Regions from separate parts of the Mus musculus genome. Here region 2 is linked to region 1. A link is a loop called in an ENCODE intact Hi-C map of the cell type or tissue named here. Cell type or tissue: left cerebral cortex. All regions are shown on one strand.

The links. Hi-C counts contacts between places; a loop is a spot of excess contacts. Peaks named below come from ENCODE experiments on the same cell type or tissue, not always from the same donor. Only the 100,000 strongest peaks of a DNase experiment are listed, where the experiment ranks them.
Region 2: it touches region 1 in a loop (2.2-fold over the local background); 4 of 42 quality-filtered maps call a loop at or near these places.

What each region holds. Positions count from the first base shown.
Region 1 is chr19:27,235,322-27,243,321 of GRCm38, reverse strand. It overlaps Vldlr (very low density lipoprotein receptor), which reads right to left. Exons shown (of 18, transcript NM_001161420.1): 4 at 6,960-7,082; 5 at 4,898-5,269; 6 at 4,690-4,812; 7 at 4,476-4,598; 8 at 3,581-3,700; 9 at 3,352-3,477; 10 at 2,685-2,856; 11 at 1,869-2,087; 12 at 139-257. The region is part of intron 3 of Gm35438 (a long non-coding RNA gene); the gene reads left to right. Among named protein-coding and RNA genes, the nearest start is that of Vldlr, 22 kb to the right of the region's middle. In left cerebral cortex, no CTCF peak of the experiment used is centred here; a DNase peak (open chromatin) is centred at 3,211.
Region 2 is chr19:27,392,329-27,400,328 of GRCm38, reverse strand. Pum3 (pumilio RNA-binding family member 3) reads left to right here. Exons shown (of 18, transcript NM_177474.5): 14 at 508-650; 15 at 1,225-1,447; 16 at 3,947-4,034; 17 at 6,001-6,091. Among named protein-coding and RNA genes, the nearest start is that of Pum3, 34 kb to the left of the region's middle. In left cerebral cortex, a CTCF peak has its summit at 4,711; no DNase peak of the experiment used is centred here.

The sequences.
Region 1 (8,000 bases):
CCATTTTTGTTTAGCTACTTTCTCCCCAAGTTTCTGCTATAGGTGGGACTAGAAGAATCATTTCAAATTTATATCGGGCATGCATTTAAAAATTATAAAGGTAGTTAACTAGTCAGTAACAGGGAAGGACATACATACCGAGTGTAATTCCATTAGGCCATTGGATGTCCTCCGTCACCAGAGGACGTCTATCAAATCCATTCATTCCTGCTTTTTCTATTTTAGCTGGCTCGCCCCAGTCTGACCAGTAAACAAAGCTGGGAAGAGTGAAATCAGAGAAGTGTCTTAATGGATTAGAAGGAATAAAGTTTTACCTTAGAACAAAAGCTTAAAGAATGATCAGGAAACCCTTAAGCTTGAGGCTCTTGAGATAAATGCTGATGCTTAAGACTCTAATTATGTTTTGAGTGAATTAAACTTAACAGTCGGAATTCACAAGGGTTGGAGACACAGCTCAGTGGTAGAACATTTGGCCCACCATGTGTGAGGCTCTAGGTCTACTCCTCAGGACTATCGGAGACAATAATATAATTTCCAAGTCATAGCCATGTTATTCTGCGTTGATCTGATATGTAACTATCAGTCCAAAGTACCATTTCCTTTTCAAAGGCACATTCTTTCAGAACCACGAAGGAGATGTTTTACTGTAAGCTCTATAAGAAGAGCTTGGGGATTATGTTCTAATGATATTCATAGGGACCAATTGTGATCACTGCAGTCAACTATCTAAGCAGCCTGCCTCAGTGAAACATTTTGACAAAAATCTGTTCCTCTCAATTGAACTTTCACGTAATCTGCATTTTTAAATAGAAGCCGTTGAGGGGACAGGGTTATGCAAATCCCATTTCCTGCAAGTCCTAGATTTGAGCACCCACAGCTAACTAACCCAGTAAAGTGTCTCTCTCTATCTATCTCTCTGTCTCTCCACCCTCTAACCCTCCCCCCAACACACACACACACACACACACACACACAGAGAGAGAGAGAGAGAGAGAGAGAGAGAGAGAGAGAGAGAGAGAGAGAGAGGGAGAGGGAGAGGGAGAGGGAGAGGGAGAGGGAGAGGGAGAGGGAGAGGGAGAGAGAGAGAGAAAGTTGGGTGGATAAAGGGTTCAGATATGGCTTTAGGTTTATGTATTACATGAAATCTACAGCATTGCTATTGCCACCAAACAGCTGGCTTAAGAAGGAGTGAGACTGGGAGGAGGGCCCATCACATACAAGAGCTGCCCAGGGAGGCTCCATATTTTGTCACTCACAGCATTATTTTCATTAGTACACATTCATTATGTATCATGATTGGTTTCAAGAGAATATTTTCATTCAAATTTATCAGGTACACAATGGAATTTTAGTTAGCCATAGAGAAGAAGAAGAAGAAGAAGAAGAAGAAGAAGAAGAAGAAGAAGAAGAAGAAGAAGAAGAAGAAGAAGAAGAAGAAGAAGAAGAAGAAGAAGAAGAAGAAGTAATTTTCAGGAAAATGGAGGCAACTGTAGGTGATCATATTAAGCACTGAAAGATGCCAACAAATTTATAGATCCTAGACTTTATAAAGATAAATTGTGTGTGTGTGTGTGTGTATGTGTGTGTGTGTGTGTGTGTGAGAGAGAGAGAGAGAGAGAGAGAGAGAGAGAGAGAGAGAGAGAGAGAGAGAGAGGAATAGAGACATGAGATCAGGGAAGAAAGAGAATTAATGGGGGGGGTGTAAAGGAGAAAGGGGGGCAGGCAATGAACACTGTCCTTGATGTCTTGAACCAGCTAATTCTGTTTCTGGGAATTCTTATGACAAGTGAGCTCTTTTTGAGAAAAGCTCTCAACCTCTGTGGCTTGCACCCAAAAAGGCTAAGTGAAGGAAAACATAGAATACAAACCCCGACAACGGATCCACAGCTATGGAGGCAGGCTCTCGCAAGTCAGAATTAAACAGGAACTTCCTCTTGGCTCCGTCTAGGGTAGCTACTGAAATAGTCTTAGAAGCCGCATCAGTCCAGTAGATGGTCTTGTACACCCAATCAACAGCAATGGCTGCAGGATTATAGACATTGTCGATCATTTTAAAATGTCTACCAACCTTGTCATCAATTGAGGCACTGAAACAGAATAGGTCACAAGAGATTTAAAAGTTGTCACCATTGGACCCTGCAAAATGGACTTTTCTGCTTACAAAATGTTTAAGGACTTTACTCTGAAAAGACTCTAGGAACCCCATCGCTCAGCACAGAAATTATTCAGCCATGTTGCTTGGGGATGGAAAATTAGTAATACTTTAGCTTATCTAGTTGTGGATATGAACTCTAGATACGAGCTCAAAGCCCAGCAAAATTTGAAAAGAGATATTCAACTCAGTAGCCATCATCTTGGGTCTACGGTGTCAACTGAGGGAAAGCTGCTGCTATCATTTCTGTTTGTAGCAAGACAATTCAGTTCACAACCACAAAAGGGGAGAAATTCTGATGTCATATTCAGGCATAGGCACCTTTTACATCATGATCAATGATTATCAAGGTAACTTCTGGTGATCATTTAATAGCTAAAAATAAATCAGTGTTGAATTTAAAACTCCTAGCTAAGTAGATGGTAGATAGGAGTCACAGACAAGAGAAGACCCATGCATACTCCAATCCTTTCCACAGACCTAATGACAGTGACGTAGATTCCCAGACATCAGGGGTGCAAGTGGAAGTTACCTGAAGATGGCCTTCTGGCTGAGATCAGCCCAAAACAGCTTCTGAGCTGCAATGTCCGCATCGAGAGCCACCGTGTTCCTTAGTTGCTCTACAAGTTGGATGTATTCCTTTCTCTCTAGGCCAATCTTCCTGATGTCTCTTCGATTAGTGAAGATCAGACTCGGCTCTTTGCCTGCAAGACATAAGCCAGGTTGATTTAGTTTTGCTCGAAGGCAAGATCCTCTAAGTCATCTCCTCTCCACAGAGGACCACTTGTAAAGATACTGCTGAACATCTCAGTAGTATCCAGCCTGGATTTCCAGGCACCCCTCCCCTCCCCTAGGACCTGCAAGTATTTCCACCCTGTTTAGGAAGGCAGTCTTGGGGTTACAGCATCCGAAAGTAGGGTGGCTGATAAACAAGTTACTTGTTTGAATTGTGCTCAGTTTTAGAAGCAGAAAGGAAGAAACTACGGTGACTATTCACAGTATCCTATGCAAAAGGAAGGACCAAGGCAGATGTGTGGGAAGATGGTTTATTTTCAGCTATCCTGCTGCACTCAGAGTTTAATAGCATTGCTCTGGGGTGTGACTTTATGTGTAGGTTGACTGCTGCAGTCACCAACTGTACCTTTTAGAATCACTAACTCAAAAAGGTACCAGAGCAACACCAGCCCAAGTCTATTTACCTACTGCCTTGCACACGCCAGTGGCAAGATCCATTTGATAGCCACGACTACATTCACACTTGTAACCGCCTTTTAAGTTGATACAAATTTGACTGCAGATCCCCGGGTTTTGGCATTCATCAATATCTAGGAGGGAAATTAGAATTAGTCTTGTTCTTCCTATGCCTCACTAGATGTATGTTGCCCTTTCCCGTGTCCGCCAGGGGCCAGGCTCTTTGCTTCAACTCACCTCCACAGGTTTTCCTATCTATCAGTTCAAACCCAGCTGCACAATCACACTCATAACCTATAACTAGGTCTTTGCAGATATGGGAACAGCCACCATTATTGACCAGGCATTCGTTGATATCTGGAATAAAAGGGTAGCAGAGTCATCTGATAGCTTATTTATTTGCTTTGAATACAATGTTTTAGATTTATTCTTTGAGACTTCCACATACAGATACAATGTATTTTGATCATATCCAACATGACACTCCACCCAACTCTCTGAAGATGCTGCACAAACATCTCCCTCCCAATTTCCTAGTGGTCATTTTGTTTTCTGTTTTATAAACCCAGAGTCCAAATTAGTATGACATCTTATTCTTTTGTTTTGCTTTTGTTTGTTTGTTTGTTCGTTTTGTTTTTTGAGACAGAGTTTCTCTGTATAGCCCTGGCTGTCCTGGAACTCACTCTGTAGACCAGGCTGGCCTCGAACTCAGAAATCCGCCTGCCTCTGCCTCCCAAGTGCTGGGATTAAAGGCATGCACCACCACCGCCTGGCGACATCTTATTCTTAATTGATAGTTGTCTTATTCACATTCAGTCTCCGGCTATTGGTGATGGCCTTTCAAAGATTTTATTATGTGTTTGGGAGATATACATTTCAGGCTGGATGGTAGTTAGTTATTAAGGATTTACTCAAGTTTTGCTATGACTTTTAGCTATCTTAAGGGGTTTCTCAACCCTGAGTTAGTTTGTCATGGGCTAAAATTCCACTTTGAAATACTTTATCTTCAAGCTTAACTATTAAAAATTAGCTCATTCTGAGTTCAACAGAGAACTAAGCTGTGTCCAAAACAGCATTAGGGCTGAATGGAACCTCTCAGCTCTGGCCCCGAGCAAGCCTCCCTCTCACTTACGGCATTCCTTCAGGGGCTCGTCACTCCAGTCTCTGCAGTCTTGTTCCTGGTCACATACTTTGCTCATGTCTATGCATTCCCCGCTTCTGCACTTGAACTTTCCAGGGCCCAGGCACTGATTGACTATAAATTCAAACACAGGAGAAAAGTTCCACTGCTGTTCTGACAGGAGTAGCCAATAGCCTAACCAAACACAATGGAGAAAGAACCTCACCGTTTTTGCAGTTGACTTCATCAGAGCCATCAACACAGTCTCGGATGCCATTGCATTGCCTGCTGCCGTGGATACAGCTACCATCTTCACATTCAAACTGGTCAGGTCGGCAGGTTCGAGAAGCTACGAAAGAAGGTAACAATGATGGAATGAAGTCAGCCAAATGGCTTCCGGTTGGCGCATGGAATTGAACTGGAAAGTTACTTACGGCAGTTGACCTCATCGCTGCCGTCCTTGCAGTCAGGGTCTCCGTCACACCGCCATTTTTTGTGAATGCACTCGCCAGAGCCACACTGGATCTCACTGGTAGGACATTTGGTATGTATCACAGGCTGACGGCCACACTGCTCAAGAGACTCGTCTGATTGGTCTGAACAGTCTGCGTCATCATCACACACCCAGCTGAGGGGAATGCAGGAAGAGGTGCTGCACTGGAACTCGTGGGCTCCGCAGGTTGGTGGAGCACAGTCCAGCTCATCACTGCCATCGTCACAGTCATCCTGGCCATTGCACACAAAGTTTCTGGAGACGCAGCGGCCACTGGAGCAAGTGAACTCATCTGCACTACATGTTATGTTGCCTGTTAGAGGGAGGATGCCCATTGAAAGTACATCAGCACTTATAAAAAAACAAACATACAAACAAAAAGACAACATACAAGCCTCTCATCACCAAATCAAATATATTCATCTTCGATGAGTAACTTTAGCTTTCTAATTGTAAAGCTACAGTGCTGTTATATTGAGAACGAGTTTCTGAAATATGACAAAACAGTTTCACAGTATAAAATAAGATGCAGCCATACTATGTGTAAGAGCAGAAATAAAGGACCAAGAAAACAGTAGAAGGCTCGAAACTAATTCGAGATGAGACCCACAACTGACACTTAAAGGGACAGTGTTCAAAAGCTTAAGCTGGCCTTGGGTATTTCATTTTGGAAGGCAGCGTTTATACCTAGACCAACCTATTGCATGTCAGCTGAAGTCATATCACTAGCTGAGAATATACATCAGCTATATGGGCAAGGTATAATGGAAAATAAGGCACTCTCCAAAAAGAAACAAACCAAAGAACACTCTACATGGTTCCTTCCTTTTGAGTCTTTTAAATAAACATTAGGAATACCAACTTAATAATTTTTATTTTTTATTTTTAGGAAATGTTCCTGCTAGGACTAGAATCATAGCCTAGCAACCCCGCATGCTATTGATGACAAGGTATTCACAGTAGCCAGTTTAGATTTTGATTTAAATTCCTGCCAAACATACCAAGGTTATAATTTGGTGGTAATTGGACAGGAGACCACAACTCTCTTGGGAAGCAAAGTGTAGATTTTCGAGGGAAAATGTATGGCAGCTCCAGGGCTCACCATGGCAAAGTATGAAGCTCAGGTCTGTGACTGAACGTGAAACTCCTTGGACTAGGTGCAGTGGTATTACAATCACAAAATGACTTGAACCTGCCAGACTAGTGTTTGACCTGCAAGGACCCTGAGCTCCCTTGGATACTACTGCAGCCTGTCCTCATTAAACTCATCAAACTCAGGTTATAGGGGGGGGGTCTTAAAGGGGTAGTAGTTTGAAAGAAGTCAGGGTCATGTTTATTTAACCCGCAGATTTTCTCCAGGGCCTCGCCTTTAACATGGAACACTTGATTCTAGACTTTCCAAGAATATAAGCATGAAAGAATAGGAAACAGCACTAGCATTCAGAGATAGGCATCGTAATAGAACACAAAGGTCAGGTAGGCTTTGTATTTGCTGGCAACATGATAGGTCATGTTTCTCAGCTAACTTAGCCATAGATTCCAGTTGGTGGAAATGTTTGTCTCATACTCATGTACCTTATTCCAAGAAGCTAATCTAACTAAACCTAGGAATGTGTCTGTTGGTCCCATCACTTTCTAGTTTTATTGAGCCACTGTAAGAAAGGCCCATGAGTTACTGTCATAAAAGACAAAAGCCCACATCGCTGCAACCTTACTAGGCTGTGCTAAATGTACTATGCTGAACTATGCTGAATGTAAGCACCAAGATGACTTCTCTGATTGCTTCTATCTGCCTGGAAGACATACCAGGCAATGGCCAATCAGCAGGAAAAGGCCTTTCACAGTTTTATGGTGGTTAGGAAGGACAAATATTGAGCAGACAGCAAAGCCACTGCAAAGTGGGTCAGCGGCACTGGGTCTTCAGGCTTAAGTTAGCATCCCTTGCCTGCCTTTCTTTAGGAAAAGGGTCTCTGGGATATGCCACTGCACACTGGTCTTCTTACCACAGTTTTCTTCATCTTCTCCATTGTCACAATCATTTTCACCATCGCATCTCCAGGACACGGGGATACACTGAGTAGAACGGGCGCCACAGCTGATTTCATTTATGCGGCATGTTCTCATATCTGTTGATGACATACAGTCTCAAAAGAGCCTCCAAACTGGTCAGTGCAAAGTTGCTGCTCCCGTGCTGCCTGGAAGTGCAACACCTGGGGCTCAGTGGTCAGGTACACAGGCACACTGGGTAGTGGAAGCCAGGCAGATCCTTCGCCAGCTCCGTCCTTAGAAGCTACGCCAAGCAAGGCCACCTGGCAGCGTACCTGAGAACCTTGACTGGGTTACTCTTTCAAGGTTCTGCCGCACGCTTAGTTCTGGCTTTTGTTTTACTTGGCACGGTTAAGTTGATTTGTTAGCCTACTCCTAGTCCCTTACTTATGTTTGGATATCAGTGGGCATACCAGATATTGTCACCTAATCCTGATTCCATTAAAGGTCAGATGCGTTACCTCTAGGACACCTACTATGGAACAGTTTCCTTCCTAAGTCCCCTTTTCACATCTTTCATTGTATCCATAAAGCAGGGATATGCCTTGACTATTGATTTTTACCATGTCATTCACCACTGAAACATGGGGCTGAAGATTCTGTCTAGGACCCTAACTCATTGACAAAACAGTTCACTTCTTTGCTAGACAATGAAAGTCCAACCTTAGGTATTTTCATAATCATACCCTAAACCTAAACTTGGATTATGTCAATCCTATTTATTCTGTGTGAGCAGGCCTCTACTGCAGTGAATCATCAGACTTGCCCTCATCTTAGCCTCCAAATGATCCCAGTGTGATTCCAACACACCTTTCTCTGGGGCTTTGAAACTTGCTCTTGAATATCAGCCTATGAGAAGAGAAATTATTTGTACCTTCATGAAGTTTTTCTTACTCAGTAACAAACTCTATGGCCCCTGCTTTTGGTTACACATTTGTTTAAAAAAAAACCAAATTATCCTATTACTAATCATCTTCCTGTTTTAATAATAGCATATT
Region 2 (8,000 bases), 160 kb before region 1:
CCTGTGTGTATTTTTTACTGCAGTAAACAGCCTTCTTTTGCTATGAATAAGCAACCTAGCTAAGCCTTCATACTCTTTGTGATTAGCAGAGCAGCTTCCTGTCTCCTGGCTCAGCAGGGAGGTTCTGAGGTCCGTGCTTCATCAAGGCTCATGCTACATTAAGTCTCCTGCAGATTGACTGTCCACTCAGATCGCAGTAGGTGCTGTCCTTAGTAATAGCGGCCTGACCCATACTCACAATGAGTGGAGGTAGCTCTTCTAACTTTAAAAAGTCCTTGGGTTTGATCAGTTAGTTCAAACAGATTGTTCAATAATGGCCACCACAGCAGAGAATGAACAGTTCTGAAAGTAATTCTTTGTGCTTTGATAAGACATGTCAGAATTGACGTCACAAGTGATGTGAGTGGAGTGAGGAAAATACCCAGGGTGTGTTCTTCATCCCCATCAAATCTCAGCGGAACTCTGGGAATATAATAAACAGTGGACGTTTTTGTTTCCATTATCTAGGAAATCATCAGTTCCTTGCCCAGCATAGTTAATGACAAATACGGAAGGAAAGTCCTCTTGTACTTGATGAGCCCCAGAGACCCCGCCCACACGGTGCCCGAGCTCATCGAGCTTCTGCAGAAGGGTGATGGCAACGCGCACAGGTGAAGGCCAGCTCATGACTCCAAGAAATCCTCTAGATGCCTCCCTCTCTCCCTCCATTTCCCTAAGACTTCTTAGTGAATTCCATAGTCTCAAGAGCTTACTTTGAAGGAAATGGCAGTATCTGGCTGAAAGAACACAGCTGAACCTGGCACACAGTAGGCATTCAAGTGAATAGTTTGCTTTTTGTTTTACTTTACTTTCAGAGTTGTCAGTATCTTATACTTAAATGTCCTGAGAGCATCTATAAAGTACTCTGAACACGTCCTGTCTCACATGATGACTTGCCACTACTTGGTTGAAGATTGGCAGGATTGGGAATGGTTGGTTACTCGTTTGTGACTGTGGTGTAGAAAGCAGCTTCCTTTATTGAAGTCTTGCTCCATGCCAGATAGTGTTCAGATCCTGGGGATGGAAAGATGACACCTAGTCTGCCCTTGACTCACTCACTGTCCACATGCTCGGCAGGACTGACAGTTACAGGAGATAGTGCCCTGGGTTATGATAAGCTCCTGGAGGTTTGTGATAACAAGACTGGTCACTTAGCTTACCACCTCACTCAACATATTCCGACAGCAAGAAGGACACTGCAATCCGCCGGCGTGAGCTCTTGGAGTCCATCTCTCCAGCTTTGCTGAGCTACCTGCAAGGACACACTCAAGAGGTGGTGCTGGATAAGTCTGCATGTGTGCTGGTGTCTGACATGCTGGGATCTGCTACTGGAGATGTTCAGCCTGCTATGGATGCCATCGCCAGTTTGGCAGCAGCAGAACTGCATCCTGGTGGCAAGGACGGAGAGGTGATGTACTGTGATTATAGTAGGAGAGCCCCAGGGCCTATAGTATCTCCAGATGTGGATTCTGCAGAGGGTCAACAGTCATGCCAGTAGTACATTTAAAAACGGTAACTCAGAGTGCCGGTGGTAGCACTTGTCTTCCCCAGAATGCAGAGATCCTGTAGTGCCTACAGACATGTGCTATGACTTATGGTTATCTGTGATTGCCCCTTCACTACCTTTCCAGAGTAGTCCATGCTTGCTGTGGCAGCTGCTTCCTGTGGTGTGAAGTGCTGTTTGTCCTGTGCTCCATCCATTCAAAGCCTAATGCATTCCAGTGCCCATAGTTCTCCTTGAAGTCTTCCCTAATTTTGTTTGACTCATTAAAAAAGACTCACTCAGCCGGGTGCATAACCACAAACCTAGGCTTTAGACTTGAGAGATTGAGGTAGGAGAAATAGGAGTTCAAGGTCATTCTCCTACACATGAAGTGGAGGGCCTGACTGAGCTGGGTGAGGCTGTCTCAGACAGAACAGTTGTTCCTTCTTGTTTGTAGTTACATGGGCATGGTGTGATTCTACGTTGCATCTGAAGTTCACTGATTGTGTGTGCCTTGTTAGTGCTGTACCGCAGGCAACACCGTCCTCTGCTGCACCCCAAAGCTTTCGGAAGACATGCAATTTAAGGAAAGTAATTATTTAAGTTAACATAGAAACAAAAACTGAAGGACAACTGTGGATTCTAAGGGGTTGTATAAGAACAGCATGTCCCCAGGTAGCCTTCCTGGAATTGGAAAAGGCTACACTGGGCCCTGAAGGGTTAGCAGCTCAGTCAAGAATGGTGGAGAAGAGCGTGGGCTGCAGGGAGCCATACCGCAGCTCTGAGGAGGGGAGCATTGGGAGCTCAAGACTCGTGTTTGCAAATCAGCCGGCCACAAGCAGAAGGCAGGGGCCGCCGATCGATCGGACTGCCTTTGTCCTGTGCTGCCTTGTAAGACCCGGGAGCTCTGAACTAGCAGCTGGTTACAGGCAACCACCAATTTTATTTTATTTTATTTATTTATTTATTTGGATCTTTGACCTCTACTGTCAGTTAGTCTCACAAAAGCCTTTATGTGCTAAATAGAATAGCCTTTCATTATGATCGCTGGCATTGCTCAAGGATATAAAATAAGCTGTTCAAGTTAAGCCTTTCATTCATTAATCGAAAAGGCAATAAATCTGTCAGGAATGCTTAAAGAGATACTCGATAGATGAAATGACAGTCCCTGCCCTTCGAGTTTGGAATCCATTGGACAGAAGTGTACGTGTCACTTTTATGCACACCTTTATGTTAGCTGAATGCTAACAGCTGCATTTTAGTTCCGTCCAAGGGACTTTAAACTAGTGATGTAGTTCTGGTGACAGTAAACTACACATAATGGAATGCCTTGTGGTAGCAGCACTGAGTCGTCACAGTACAAAGGCTGTGTGCTGCACAGGGCAGTCAGCCTCCCCTGTTGGGCTCCTTTGCCCTGCCCTCTTTCCCTGTGTGTTCTAGTTCAGGCCAGCTTCCATAGCCGCAGCACTTGCTCACATCAGGCTCTCAGGCAGGAAGGAAAGCAAGAGCAAGGAGGCCTTTTCTTGTCAGGGAAGACCATCTCTAGCCAGGCTTTCCTGCCATGTCATTAGCGAAAATTGGTCTGAGGCACACCTGCGTCCACACCAGTCTAGCAAGAGTGACTGGATGGCGAGGGTTACTTAAAGCCTTGAGGATGTAGCCCCGGAGACCACAGTGGAGCCTTTAGAGGAAACAAGTTGGGGCTACCTGTTGAGTAAGTAGTTAGAATCTTTTTCACAGCACAGTTATTCATTCCATGTCTAATTCCCTTTAGCCATGGGTCTAGTCTGGCACTCAGCAGTGTTAATCCCCACCCGCACTTGATTCTGGTATTGAGTGTCTGATGTCTGACATGTGGCATGCTTTTGACAACGTGGATTGGAAGAGACAAGTGGACTGTCAGCTGAAGCTCAGACCCCTGCCTTCCTGGAGCAGACAGATGAATGTGATGAAATACTGCTCTCTATGGAAATAGTGCTCATTGGTTCTCATCCTAAATGAAGGGAGACCACTGTTACTGTGGGAACAGTTGGTAGGGCCAGCAAGCAAGCTGCAGAATGTTTTCTTGGCCTGCTGATTAGGTCACTGTAGAGAATAATATTTAAACGCCATGTAGCATTCTCCCCAGAGATTTCTTTGTATCTTAGAACAATGTTGCCATGGGAAGAGTGGACAGATTACCTGATTTTTTAGATGAGCATTGTATGTTGCTATTCAAACAAACTAATTTCTGCACTACCTTGTAGGGGCTATGATCTTCTACTTTGCTGCTTGTTGCACCCTAGGTATATGATGGGCATCCTGGGTTAAGATTTCTTAAAACTGAAACGTAACCACATCTGTGTCTACACGTGGGGTAAAGATAGGCTCAGGGACCAGAGATATTTACTAGCTTCTGCAATAACGTGTCGGGTTCTCTTGTAGCTTCATGTTGCTGAGCATCCTGCAGGACATCTGGTTCTCAAATGGTTACTAGAGCAAGATAAAAAGATGAAAGAAAGCGGAAAGGAAGGTAGGCTGTGCAGCTTATCTTTTGTGTGTGTGTTACATGGAGTTTTTGCATTCCTTGACTTTATACTGACCATTTAGGTTCAGGTACTATTTGCCAAGTATGTGGAAATCGTGCCTGTGAATAAGTAAGTAATGATTAAATGTCAAGGGCTGGCTACAGCTCACTAGTAGACTGCTTGCCTACCATGCAAATACCATGAGCTGTTACGGTGGCTGGAAAAGCTTTGAGCTGAGGTCATGGATTTGTTTTTGGAGACAGTTTCCAGTGGAGGGCGGAGGGTGGTACTGTCACATAAAGACCTGGGACTGGTTTCTGCCGCAATTTCATTATTGGAAACATTGATGCTCTGTTTAGGTGAGTTTGACAAGTTACCAATTTCCAAACATTTTTCTAATGATTTTTTTATAATTAAGACACCAAAAGCCCTAAACCATGGCTGGTGGGCTTGGAGTGGTTGTTGTTTCAAGCACGAATAAGTGTCTGTTATCCGGGTTATGTATTGCTGTGTGACAAGCTCCCTCGGCTTAGTGGTTCACTGAGCAGGATTTCGGCTTTAGTGGAGCTTGTTTCTCCCTACCTCTCAAGGCTCCTTGTTGGGCACTGGAGTTTACACAGTGTTGCTGGCCCAGCCACAGGGCTGCCAGTGTTAGCTGCACTTCCTCATCCTACCACAGGGCCGCCAGTGTTAGCCGCACTTCCTCGTCCTAGACTGCTTGGGCCTGCACACATCATGGTGGTTAATTGTTTTTTATTTATTTTTATTCTTTTATTTATGGCATGTATGTGTATGACTATGGACATAGCATGTCGTGGCACATGTGTAGAGTGCAGAGGACAGCTTCAGTTGTCAGTGTACCTTGTTTGAGACAGAGCTTGTCTTTTGTGATCTGTCACTCCATATGCTGGGCTAGCTGGCCCCTGTGCTCCTAGGGGCCCTGTTTCCACATCTCATCCCACCTGGGAATATTAGGTATATAATAATAACAAGCTCCAGCCATACATAGTTTCTAGGAGTCTGAGTTGAGGTCCTCAGCCCCGGGTGTTGGTGCTTAGATTGAGCGTCCCAAGGAAACAGCCCACGTATGCTTAGGCCTCAGGATTAGTCCTTAGATGTCATCTCATCTCACTTCTACCCTGTTCTGTTGGTCCAGGCAATGAGACCACCCAGATTCAACAGAAGACTTAGATTCTACCCTTAATGGGGGACTGGCAGCATCTAGAAATGCACACCATGGAGAACATGTTGTTTTTATCACCTTTGGAAAGCAAACAGCCTCACTAGCTGTCCTTGTTTACCACAAGAGCTAAGTGTGCTCCATGCGTGTCTTTGAATTATTATATGTACACAGTACCTACGTGAGATTGTTGCCATCAGCATAGGTCACCCTTTCCTTCCCAAACCCCAGTCACTGGCTGAGAATGAGCTGCACCTAGAGGGTACAGGGAACAACAGGCTAAGGCCTTGGAAAGAGAGTTACAGATGAACGGTGTTTGGGATGGAGGAATCACATAGCCTGAAACCCATGGCAGTCTTCTTGCCTCAGCCTCCAGAGCTGGGACAACAGGCTATGGTGGCTACGAAATCATTGTAGAAAGAAATTGCCACGAGTAAGCCAAAATGTTCATTCTTTAGTCACTAGCCATGTTACTGGTCCCTTCTAGTTAATTTTTTTTTTCTGTAGGAACTAATTTTGGCTACAGGTAAAGTGATATTGTCAAACATTTACTTGCTGGTCAAGGTTAAATCATTAAATATTACAAAAGTACAGATGTGATCAAATAAGCTTTTTAAAAATAATTTGTTTTTCTTGGGTAATTATTGCTAAAAGATAGTTTAGAAGTTGCATCAGAGTTAAGAAACTTGGCTTTATTAACACAGTGCTCGATCTATACTAGAATTTTAGTGTTTATATTAACTTAAGGGGATATGCATGTGGCGCCCACTAAGTATCAGTCTACTTTGCAGGTTGTTTTGCAAAAACCCTTGTAGAGCGTGTTGGTATGAAGAACCTCAAGTCCTGGGCCAGCATCAACCGAGGTGCCATTATTCTTTCCAGGTTGGTAGCTGTGTCATGCAACACACACAGACACTTATTTCATTTCTTTCTTTTTCTCGAGTTTATTCCCAATAATGTGGGATTACTCCATCACTCTTAGTCTAGACAAATATGAAAAAGTACTTGTAGAGGCGGTGAGACAAAGGCATTTGCCAGTAAGCTTGACTACCAGAGTTGCATCTCCAGGCCCCACATGATACAAAGAGAGAACTAACTCCTCCTGCAAGTTGTCCTCTTACCCATACTCTCAGGCTGAGGCAAGGAGCTTTGTGTGCTCGCACAAAAAACAGTAAACAGATGCGACTTAAACTTTTCTTTCTTTTTTTAAAGATTTATTTATTTTATGTAAGTACACTATAGCTGTCATCAGGCACACCAGAAGAGGGTGTCAGATCTCATTACGGGTGGTTGTGAGCCACCATGTGGTTGCTGGGATTTGAACTCAGGACCTTTGGAAGAGCAGTCAGTGCTCTTACCCACTGAGCCATCTCGCCAGCCCTAAACTTTTCTTTAAGCAAATACAGCTCTTCAGTCCTCAGATTTAAGTGTCATCTTTGGGTGTCAGGGGTCACAGAAATTTATGTTTACAGTTTTACTACATTTGTAGATTTGACCAAAATGTAGTTATATTTTTTTCTTAATGAGTAAGATGCATGCCTGTGGAAACTGTCACAGAGCTGTTTAAGCCAAGCCTAACTTTATAGTTTATTTTGTTGTCTTTAGTGATTTCCAGATTGATAGAGATTTGTTAAAGTACAAGAAGTTGATGATATGGAAATGGAGGCCAAGTTATAGACTGCTCTCTGGAATTGGTTATGTTGAGTTTATAATGTATGGATCATTGTTTAAAATGTTCATTTTATAATATCTGTGTGCTGTTACTGGTTTTCTGCTGTGTTGCTATCCTGGTTTGCTTCTCATTTATACAAAACTAGCCAAGATCAGCCTTGGGGAGCTTATTTTATCTTAGAACTCCTGGATCAGAATCCATCACTGAGCAAAGCCAAGGCAAAGTTTAAGGCATGGGCTGAGACTGTGGGCAGATGCCGATTCCTTGCTAGTTTGCTCCCAGGTTCACCTGCAGCTGCTTTTCTTGCCTGGACTAAGACCACCTACTGGGGATGGCACTTGTCACAGTTTGCTGGGGATGGCACTTGTCACAGTTTGCTGAGCCCTCCTACATCAATTAACAAGAAAGCGACCCATGGCCAGTCTGTTGGAGGCAATTCTTCATTTGAGATTTCCTTTTCAAGTTGACAATACTAGCCAGCACATGTACCGACAGTGAGAAGCTTTTTTTTTTTACCGGTTTGAAGCTTCCACCTTATATGTGGAACTTGCTGTCTAGCCTTACTGTAACTTGTAAACTAGGCTCAGTATTCTAGTATATGATTTGATCTACTGTAGATACATGAGAATTCATTTTTAAACCAGTCATTTTATTTGATTGTATGTTATTACATGTATATTCAGCTGTCTGTTTCTTAGTAAAATGAGTTAATATTTGAGGGGATGTTAAGGAGTCAGAACCCATTAGCTGCAACAGGAACTTTTTTGACTTGCATTTCCTTACCAGGCCTTTGGAATGTTAACGCCTACTGACACATGCTTTCATTCTGCCCAACCAAGTGGAAATTTCAGTGATGCTATGAAATTAATGGGTAAAGTTTGCTTATCAGTCAGCACTCCCTTGGGTAGATCAGACATACGAATGATCCAGTGTGCTTCTTGTGGAGCTTTGCCTGGAACTATATGGAGATACATAGTGTTTAAGGTTCTAAACAGAAGTTCAACTGTTGTGTGGCTTCAAAGGTAGTCTTCATGTTTGCTGGACAGTTGAGTAGAATTTGTTTGCCAAATTTCCCTGCCTGTTTACATTTTAGTTAGAATTTGTGTTTTCTTTTGGGAC